Linked DNA regions of Homo sapiens: region 1 is linked to region 2. Evidence: read pairs that join two places in POLR2A ChIA-PET (ENCODE). Cell type or tissue: OCI-LY7. All regions are shown on one strand. Each heading gives the region's core, and the rest is flanking DNA. Links, peaks and the distances in the headings are about the cores only. Region 1 has its middle 80 kb from the start of LINC00870. Region 2 overlaps LINC00877 (long intergenic non-protein coding RNA 877).

Evidence for each region. ChIA-PET counts read pairs that join two places held together with the same protein. Peaks named below come from ENCODE experiments on the same cell type or tissue, not always from the same donor. Only the 100,000 strongest peaks of a DNase experiment are listed, where the experiment ranks them.
Region 1: POLR2A ChIA-PET joins it to region 2 with 5 read pairs; 2 of 35 experiments call an interaction of 5 or more read pairs at or near these places.

What each region holds. Positions count from the first base shown.
Region 1 is chr3:72,228,022-72,233,513 of GRCh38, reverse strand. No RefSeq gene overlaps it. Among named protein-coding and RNA genes, the nearest start is that of LINC00870, 80 kb to the right of the region's middle. In OCI-LY7, for the core only: CTCF peaks have their summits at 295 and 498; a DNase peak (open chromatin) is centred at 493.
Region 2 is chr3:72,090,208-72,095,452 of GRCh38, reverse strand. All of the region lies in intron 2 of LINC00877 (long intergenic non-protein coding RNA 877), which reads left to right. Among named protein-coding and RNA genes, the nearest start is that of LINC00877, 7.6 kb to the left of the region's middle. In OCI-LY7, for the core only: CTCF peaks have their summits at 2,202 and 2,404 (motif pointing right); DNase peaks (open chromatin) are centred at 1,302, 2,002 and 2,452; H3K4me3 peaks cover 1,189 bases; H3K27ac peaks cover 2,184 bases.

The sequences.
Region 1 (5,492 bases), core at 266-5,265, 140 kb before region 2:
CTATGGCCTGCCACGCCCCCCATCCTGTGCCCATATAAACCCAAGAGACCTTAAGTGGACACACACACAAGTGACTGGATGTCGAGAGGAACAGAGGAGCGGAAGAGCATACTAACAGACACCAGCAGATGCTGGCAGGCCATTGATGGCGGGAGGACATGGAATTCAGCAGGGGGTGGTCGGAGGAAAGTCTAACTGCTGGGAGGTCCAACTCCAGGAGAAGACCACCTTCCCACTCCATCCCCTTTCTGGCTCCCCATCCATCTGCTGAGAGCTACTTCCACCACTCAATAAAACCTTGCACCCATCCCCAAGCCCACATGTGATCTGATTTTTCTGGTACACTAGAGCAAGACCTGGGATACAGAAAGCCCTCTGTCCTTGTGATAAGGCAGAGGGTCTAATTGAGCTGATTAACACGAGCCACCTGCAGAGGGCAAAGCTGAAAGAGCGCACTTTAACACCCACCCATTGGGGCTTTGGGAGCTGTAAACAACCCTAGACGCTGCTGTTGGGTTAAAGCCCAAAAACGCTCCCCACGACCTGCCCATCTGCATGCTCCCCCTAGGGGTTTGAGCAGTGGGGCACTGAAGAAGAGAGCCACAGCCCTGTCGCACATGTCCTGCCAGGGTGATAAGGGAACTTCTCCCATTTCACTAACAGGCACAGTGAGGGAGTGAGGAAGTGAAGAGGGAAGGGAGGGAATCAATACAGAGTGAGTTAATGAGCAGGTGACTGCTGGGGGCAATGGGCTCAATCCCATGGGGGACCTCTGGGACACCGCACAGGACACAGCACGGAGCAGTGAGGAAGCTGAGGCACAGATCCACCAACTCCACCTCGATCCCTGCTCCAGATATGGCCTTAGGCAGAGATGGGGAAGCCTCTTAGGGCTTCTGCCTCTGGGGGCCTCTGGGGTGGGGCCCTGCTGCAGACCTGACAATAATTAGGCCCAGCCGCTTAGGAAGAAGCAGTTCTCTATGGGCAATGACCTAGTTTACCAGCATTCTTTGCTTTGAGGGGTGGAGCCCCTGCCTGCTTTAGCCAACATTTTCCTGCTGTTCTTGAGAAGGCATCTTTCTCAGAGCCTCATGAAGTGGAGGGTCAGCAGCATGGGCAGGATTTAGGGATGCATCATGTCCAGCTAGATCTTTGCATATGATAGACTCCCGATCCCAGCCAGCATTTCAGCAGGCAGGTGAAAGACCGGGAGAGCCTGGAGGACAGGCATCGAGTCTGCCTCAGCTCCTCACATATGCACGTGTTCAATCAGTGTCTGTGGCTGTTAAATTCTAAAGTAGAGGCAAAGAGGAGGGAAGACAGTGGCATATAGTAGGGAGGAACCTGAGTACATCCTTCAAGCACCACTCGTTACCAAGACTTCATCCTGTCCCTTAGGCTAAGCTCCTGGTAAGTGTCCCAGCCCAGAGGTGAGGCAACACTGAAGCCCTGTCATCCTGCCATCGTGAAACAGCCCGTGTTTATCAAATGCTTGCTGTGAGTGTCTCTCAGTCCTGTTGCTTTATGTCTTCAGCGTTATCAGCAGCCGCATTGCCATTTTAAAGATGAGGAAATGACGCCCAGGGAGGAGGATGAGCTTGTCCATGGTTGGACAGCAGAGGTGGGATTTGAACCCATATCTACCTGATATCAAAGCCAGGGATCCACCCACCCAGGCTATATTTTGGAGAGGAGGCAGATAGGAGATGAGGAAGCAGTTTGGGGCCAAGGGGTGAAGAGAGGAGAAGAGGGCTGGGCAGCAACAAGGTGCTTCTCTCAAGAGCCTTGTGTTGCCAGAACTTAGTCCAGTGTTTCTGGCCAAGCCGTGAGCTCATCTCATGTGAGGATTAGAAGCCAAGGCCGGTGAGGGTCATGTTCATCACTGGCTGAGACGAATCCACTGTGGGTCAAAGGACCTATTGTTGGTGAGGGGCACATGAGTCATGAGCCTGACAGACTGGCCAACGCTTCTAGCTATTCTCTTGAAAGAACTCCTACTCTGCAGAGGAGATAAAGGGTCCTTGGTCAAGGATGAAGTCCTCCCAGAGACCCCAACCCTCTGTCCCCTGGTGCTCCTCAGCTCCTGCCCCTTGCCCTGCAATCCCCCTGATGGGGAACACAACTTCTTTCTCACTCCTCACAACCAGAGTCTGGAACTGGAAACTGTGTTGTCTGTCTGCCTCCCAAGGCTTCCCACGGTTCAGCCAGCCTCATTAAAAGAGGGGAACTGAGGTAAAGTGAAATAAAGCCCTCTCCATAAATGTTTCATTTTTATGAGGCCATTAGCACACTAATCTTCTATGGGGTTCTGCCAGCACCTCATATGCACAAGATTCTCAGCCAGATCCCAGGAAAGGGGCCAAGATGCAGGAATGAGTTCTTCCCTTCCCCTGATTTTGTAAGTGTGTGACTTGGGGAACTGAGATGTGATTGAGAGAGTGAAAGAAGGAGACAAGGCTACTGAAGGAAGTGGTGCTGTTGTGCAGGGAGTGAGGCAATGAGAAACTCCTGGGGGAGACAAGGCCCAGGGAGTTGGCACCAGGGTTGTGTTCTGAGTGGGAGAGCCTGCCAGATTGCACTCTTCATGCAAAGCTGCCAGGGCTGGCTGGCACACAAGACCCTGCTGTGGACAGAGGGGCAGTGACCCAAGAAAATGGGTAGAGGAGAAGGGAGCAAAAGTGGCATTTATTGAGCATTTACTAGGGCCAGACCATTTATATTCATATCTCATTTAATCTTCAAATAATGCTGGGAAGGATTAGCAGAGGTAGTAATAATAGTAGTAATAGAAGTAATGGTAGTAATAGAAATAGCTATCGTACTTCCTTAGTAAGCTAGGATGTGATAAGTATTTACCATGTACCTAGCACTGTGGTGTTCCTTTGATATGCATTTAATTGATCAGTTTTTCCCAGGACCCCATGAGAGGATTCTCTGGGTTTTTCAGATAAACCCAGAACAACCAATCAACCTGAGTGCACTCTACTTTCCTATGACAACTCCAATAGTGCAGCATTTTAGAGAGGAGAAAACTGAGGTGCTACAAGGTTAAATGCCTTGTCCAGTGCTCCACAGGACAACCAGGGTTTGAAGTGAGGACACCTGACTGGGTGCAGAGTCCCATCATATCCACGCTGCCTACTCATTTAGAGGAGGCGCTGCCTCATTAAAAGCTGGCACTATCACACCACTGTTATAAACATCACTGACCCTGTGGTGCTGGGGTTAGCAAATATTTCCTGTAAAGGGCCAGATATTAAAGAGTTGAGACTTGAGGGCTGCATGGTCTACTGCACTGTGCCTTGTGTAGCAAGAACAGCCGTGGGCAACACAGAAGTAAACAGATATAGGAATATCCAATAAAACTTCATTTATGAAGGCAGGTGGCCAACATGTAGGGTTGCCAAATCCAATATTTTATTTGGTAAATCTGGCAACCTTAGGTGAGCCTGATCTGACTGTGGGCCATGGTTTTCCAACTTTTCATCTAGCGAGTGTCTCTTTGTGTGTGTGTGTGTGTGCGCGCATGTGTGTGTGTGTGTGTGTGTGTGTGTTTTGCAATTTACAACTATTCCCCTAGTACCCAGAAAACATCAATAAGGAAAGAGTTATCCCCACTTAACAGATATGAACTCAGGCTCACAGGGATTAAAGAACTTGCCCATTGACATTCAAGTGCAGAACTAGGTTTTGAATAGGTGACAGGTGCATTTGACTCTGCAGCCTCAAACAGTGGATTGTACCTAAACGACTTGAGACTCTTACACAAACAGCCCAAACTCCCAGCCACCTCATGGAATTTAGACAGAAAGGAAAGACCGTCCCTGCTTCAGCCCTCATTCTTCTACCTCTGAATCCAGGCTTCTATGTGATTTCACCTAGATTAATGGAGAAAGAGAGGCAGAGGATGAGGAGCATGCAGGGGGACTCGTTGGGGCTCCATACTTTCTGGTGACAGCTCTGAGCACTTGGCCTAGTTGCGACTTCTTTGTAGAGCATGTGGTAATAATTATTTATTTCTCTTCTAAGCTGACTTTGTGGACTCCAACAAGGCTAATGCAGCAGAAGAATTACTAGGGGCTCAAGAACCCTGAAGCTGAATGGGTCTAGGGCAGTGGTTTTCAACCGGGGGGAGAGAGGGTGACCTGCTCCCCAGGGGACATTTGGCAATGTCTAGAGACATTTTTGGTTGTCACGGTTCAGGGTGGTATGCTACTAGCATCTCATGAGTAGAGTCCAGGGATGCTGCTCAACATCCTACAATGCACAGGGCAGCTCTGCATAACAAGGAATTATTTGGCAAAGATGTTAATAATGCTGAGGTTGAGAAACCCTGATCTACAGTGAATCCATTGATGTAATGGTTCTGCTTTGGATGTACTTGCTCCCTGTCTTAGTCCATTTGTGATGCTATAACAAAGTAATATAGGCTAGGTAATTTAATGATAGAAATTTATTGTTAACACTTCTGGAGGCTTGGAAGTAGAAATTAAGGCACCAACAGGCTTGGTGTCTGGTGATAGCTCTCTGCTTCCAAGATGGCACCCTGAGTACTGCTTCCTCCAGAAGGAAGAATGCTGTGTCTTCACATGGTGGGAGAGATGCAAGAAACAGACTTGCTCTCTCCAGCTATTTTACAAGACACTAAACTTATCCATCATGACCTAATCACCTCCTAAAGGCGGTGATACTGTTAAATCAGTATCACCTTGATGATTTAGTTTCAACATGTAAGATTTGGGGAGTGCATGCCCACCATAGCACCCCTCTCCTTTGATTCTAGCTCCTCTGCATCATATTCCTGCCCTGTTTTTTGGAGGTGGGGGGTATAGGGGGTTGACCAGTGAAGGTTCTTCAGGGCAAGGACCTCTAGTTGTTCCTTCCTTCTTCCCTGTTCTCTACAAAGGGTACATTTCCCTCCTCACCAGAAACCTCACCTGTATTTGGCAAACTTGCTGTCTCAATCAGAGTCTAGGTAGAAATACCCCTTCAAGTATTTACAACACAGGGAATTGAACATGGAGAATTGGGGGAGTTAAGAAAGCAGGGGATAGACCATGCCACTCTTAGGCTGTAGAGACTAGGGGAGGAAGTGGGGTTATGTCACCAGATTCCAGTGGCCAGGGTCACCTAGAACTCAGGGTTCACAGCGGGCTGTGCAGTAGCAGTTGGAGCATGAAGTGTTGCTGCAGAATGGATGGATGTGCAGGGAGAAATCCTCCGACTTCTCTCTTCGTCCTGCCACCAGTTTCCCACCAACACCTCCAGTTGAACAAAGGCAGCTAGAAGACAGCTCACCCAGGAACCTGGGAGATGCAGCCCCCAGAGTTAGCTTCCTTGATATACAAAGCAGAGCTGGGGGAGGGTGGGAAATGGATGTGAGGACAACAGGACTGGCCTACTTACTTCTCTTGCTAGAAGGACCCTGGGATGCCTTTAGACTTTCTGGAGAGAGGGAGCTTGAATTAAGAACTGAAGTGATCGAAGAGTCC
Region 2 (5,245 bases), core at 246-5,245:
GCCCTTTCCCAGATCTACTGTTTCAGAATCTGCGTTTTATTTTTTTTGTTTGTTTTGTTTTTTATTTTATTTCTTCTAAAAAAAAAAGGGGGGGGGGGGATACATGTGCAGAACATGCAGGTTGTTTCACAGGTATATGTGTGCCATGGTGGTTTGCTGCACCTGTTGACCTGTCCTCTAAGTTCCCTCCCCTCACCCTCCACCCCTCAACAGGCCCTAGTGTGTGCTATTTCCCTCTCTGTGTCCATGTGTTCTCAATGTTCAACTCCCACTTATGAGTGAGAATATGCAGTGTTTGGTTTTCTCTTCCTGTGTTAGTCTGCTGAGGATGATGGCTTCTAGCTTCATCCATGTCCCTGCAAAGGACATGATCTCATTCCTTTTTATATAACCTCATGTGGTTAGTGGCTATGGTATTCGACCGTGAAGTTCTGGAGCAGGGCTTTTCAAACTTGTGTGGATTCCGAGGTGGACGGATCACCTGAGGTTGGGAGCTCAAGACCAGCCTGACCAACATGGAGAAACTCCGTCTCTACTAAAAACAGAAAATAAATCGGGCGTGGTGGTGCATGCCTGTAATCCCAGCTCCTCGGGAGGCTGAGGCAGGAGAATCGCTTGAACCCGGGAGGCAGAGGTTGCAGTGAGCCGAGATTGTGCCATTGCACTCCAGCCTGGGCAACAAGGATGAAACTCTGTCTCAAAAAAAGAAAAAAAAAAGAAGAATCTGCATTTTAACACCAAGATTCCTATTCACACAGGTTTGAAAAGCCCTGCTCCAGGACTGCATAGTTCAATACCATAGCCATTAACCATAGGAGGTTATTTAGATTTAAATTAAATTAAAAATTCAGCTCCTCAGTTGCACTAGCGACATACATTTCAACTGCTCAATTGCCACGTGTCACTGGCTGGTGGCTACCATATTGGACAGTACAGATAGAGAATAGCCTGATCACTGCTGAAAGTTTATTGGACAGTACTGCTCCAGAACATTCTGGAGTGGTGTAATCCACCAGTCTTTTTTCCTGTGGATGCTGCAGGCATACAGACAGACAGTGCTACCCTCCCTGGATGGGACAAAATTAAGATACATTCAAGCAGGCACACAGGGGATGTATCTAGATTATTGATTTTCCGCTCATTTGAAATAAATCAAGGACATGGCCATGTCTTCCCAAGCCCTAAATAAGTGCAGTTTGTGGGGTCGGAAACAGATGAGTGGGGAAGAAAGGAGAGGAGAAATGCAAGAAGCAAGATCAATTTCAGGTGCTAGAACAGGATGCAAGAGGGTTAGCCCAGGCCCCCACACCTCTCTGTCAGTCTCAGCACTGCCTGCTAATCACAAGGCAGGAGAGCGCTTGGCAAGAAGATGAGATTGATTTGTTACTTCAGGTGCAAATATGAAAAGGGGGCATTTAGTCAGCTAAATAATAGCCAAGCTGTAGTGTGACAGGCTGGGGGCTTAGGTTGTTTTTCTTCTGCTTTGGGGTGGAGATGGCAGCAGAGAGTTCCACCCTTCTGCAAAACCTTGCCTGTTTTCTGGGAAGGCCAGGCGAGGTTTCCGCCTTGTGGACCGTTTAGTTGCAGTCAGAGGGATGTATAATGGGGCTAGAGCTGAACAATATGATAATGACAAGCCAGACCAGCAGTAGAGAGTGATGTATATTTTTCTTGGAAAGCTGCTGTCCATGTAGACAGCAGCTGACAGTAGGTGAGGGGCAGCAGTTAGTGGCAGATCATTTGCCTACTTGCACGCTACCCCTTGGGTGTGCTCCTTCCGAAATACTGTGGGTCAGGGCAGGGTGAAAAGGGTGAAAACTCAAAACAAGAGAATGCACCAACAAAATGTACCCTACTACACAGCAACATGCACCATTCAGTGCTGTTTACATCTTTTCAAACTTTCAGCTTTTAAGGCTCACTAATACTTCTACATAGTAAAGCTTTTTGCATTTTGAGGTGTTTTGTGGTTGCCTTATGGGGCTGGTCCTCATGACCGCCTCTGGAGGAAGTCAGAGCAAATTTTGCCATCCCTTTAGACGTGAATAAAGCCCAGAATGGTTAAGTGAGTTCCAGAGTCACACTGATCGTGAGTTGAAGACGTAAAACAATCATTCCGTTATTTGTTTATTCATAACTATTTACTGAGAGCCCTACTAAGTGCCCAGCCCTGGGGATGCTTCTGTAATGTCTCTGTTTTCATGGAACTTGGAGCTTGGATTCTAAAGAGGCTGATAGAAAAAAAAAGTAAACAAATGAAAGAACCACCAGTTACAGTAAATGCTACAAAGGGAAGACAAACTAAGAGAATGCTGAGAGAAAAACAGGGAGAGGAATGGGGCAACTTGGAGAGGTTGGTTTGCAAAGGCTTCTCTGAAAAGGACATGTTTATGCTGAAACTTGAAGAATGAGATGTAACAAGAGCGGGAGGACATTTCCGGCAGAGGGAGCTGTATAAGTAAAGGCAGATGATTGGAAGAGCACACAGCCTACGTGGGCCACGCAAGGAGATGGGTGTAGCTGGTGCCCATGAGAGGCAGAGAGCATGGTTTGAGATAAGAGCACGGTAAGGGCCTCCCACCTCCCTCGCCCCCAATGTATCCCTATGTCCAAGGGGAATTTTGTCTTCACCTTTCAGTTCCTCCTCCTCGTGGCCCTCTAATGAGGGTCAGTTCAGCCAGCCCATTCCAAGACTTCGTGCTGTGGCATCAGGAGGTCTGGGAAGGGGGATGAAGAAGAGAGACAGGTCTGGGAAGGGGGAAGGAAGACAAATAGGTTTCAAAGACAGGGACCCTGAAGCCTGAATGTCTGCAAAAGCTGGAGTAGAAAGTTGAAAATGAAGAATTGAGAAAGAGCAAGGGGTCAGAGTTTCCAGGGCCGCTGCCAGCCACAGAAAGAAGGCCGGTCGGGTGGACGGGAGCCTCTTCAGTCTCCTTCAGAGATAACTTAAGGCTTTGTCTCTGTGCTTCTTCTGACAGGCTATTGCTTAAAGACTGAATGACATGGACCCCAGAGTTTATGTGAGTTACTGTAAAAATCAGGGCTTCACTCCCAACTGAGAGCCTTGCAGAGTGAGGAGTTTCTCTAGAGACCATCTGATAAATGCGGGCTCCCACACGCAGAGATGTGAGCTAGAGCCGTGCAGCAAATAATATATATTATTTTCTTCTCCGCTTAAGGTCCAAATTGTCTGGTGTAACATCTTTGGTGACCATTCCATTTGGGAATCCTAGCTTACTGGATGGAGCTGTGTGCGTTGTGAGGTTGGCCCTTGTTGTGCCTGAGCTTAGAAGAAGGAATAGCAGGGGTAGTAATCATTATGATAAGCACTTCTTGAGCACTCACTACATGTCAGGCACCATTCTGAGCATATCACATGCACGGGTTCTTTTAATGTGCATAACAACCCCACAGGATTAGTAGGTGCCATTTACATCCCCATTTTACAGATAAGAAAACCAGGGCACAGGGTCTCAGAGTTAGCAGGTGGCATTGCTGAGATTGGAAATCAGATAGTTTGGCTCCAGAGCTCCTGCTCTTTAGCACTGTGGAGGTGACTTGAGAGATGCCCTAAGTTCCAGCCCAACCACAGATACCACCCCCATTGGCCATAGTACATGACTAAATGTGACAATTACTTATTCAGCATTTATTAAAAGCACAGTATTGTCCTAAGCACTTTACATGTAGTATCCCAGTGCATCTCCTTATCAACTCTTTTAGATAGGTACTGTTATTCTTCATCTTTTACAGAGGAACAAATTGAGGCTCAAATCAATAAGTAACTTGGTAAGAGTCTCCCACTTAAAACATTGGTAAAGTTGAAATCCAAATCTAAGCATCCAACCCCAGAGCCCAAGCTCTCAACTAACCCTGGTCACTTTTTTGAGTAAGGACTTTGTATCTCTCAAATGCCCCCTATTAAAATGAACCTCAGCCATGTGGGAGCAGTGTGATATTTTTTTTCCTGCCCCTAAAGCATGTTGAAGATTTGGGGACAAGTTTTATTGAAACTCCCCAAGGCACTAGCTTTCACCCTTGGTGGTAATTTTCTAGTGACTGCAGATGCCTCATTAAACGAGTTCAGGCACACTGATCTCCTTAATTCAGTTTCTTCCAACTCCCATCTTCATTCTGCCCTTGTCTTTGAACTCCTCATGCTTTGTCTCAGTGATCTCCTCCACTACCAGCTGTTAACATCTTCTGTATTGGGATGAATCCCTGACACACAACTTCAGCCCAGACCTGGCTCCAAATCTCTATGTCCTTCATTCCACCTGCTCCAAGACCTAGGCACCTGGATTTTCCCTAGTGTAGCTGAGGCTGGCGTGCCCCACCCAGATCCCACGGGGTCTTTTTTCTACCCCCATTTCCAAGCCACTGCCTGCATTGCTGCAGGTAAAGGCTCACATCTGCAGCCTTCTCCTGAGGCTTGCCCTTGAGGAATGGGAGCAGCCTCACCCAGACTCGTACTCCCCACCTTCACCTGACCTCAGATACTGATAGTGTCTGTTCCAAGAATCTAGTGCAACTTCCTTAGACTAGCAATCAATACCTCCTGCACCTGGCAATAACCTCGCTGTCAAATCTTCACTCCTGCTCAGCTGCAGAGCAGCTCCTCGGCCCTTAAGAGTTCCTCTGCCTTCTGGCCTTCTTGCCTTTGCTCACTCTGCTTCTGTTTGGAATGTCATCCGCCCTGCTTCCAACTGTCAAAATTCTACACATCCTCTGAAGGCTAGTGACACTGCGCTTCTGCCCATGAGGCATTCCCAAATTGTGCTTGCCCTTGCAATGTGGGTTATTGCTAGTTATGCATGGGTCTCTAGTCAGCATGGTTTGTATTATAAAAGGTCAAGAATGAATCTGATTCTCTCACCTATCTCTAGTTAAGGGTTCAAATGTGTACCCACCAAAGGGTACTGAAGTCTTAACCTTCAGTACCTGTATGACTTTATTCAGAAATAGGGTCATTGCAGATGTAATCAAGTTAAAATGAGGTCATTAGGGTGAGCCCTAATCCAAGAGAAGAGAGACAGACACAGACTGGCACAGAAGGAAGATGATGTGAAGACACACAGGGAGAACACAGAAGCAGAGATTGCAGTGACGATGCTCGCATGAGCCAAGGAACTCCAGATCTGCTGGCAAAACCAGAAGCTCAGAAAAAGGCATGGAGCAGATCTCCCCTAGAGCCTTCAGAAAGAGCACAGCCCTGCTGACTCCCTGGTTCCAGACTTCCAGCCTC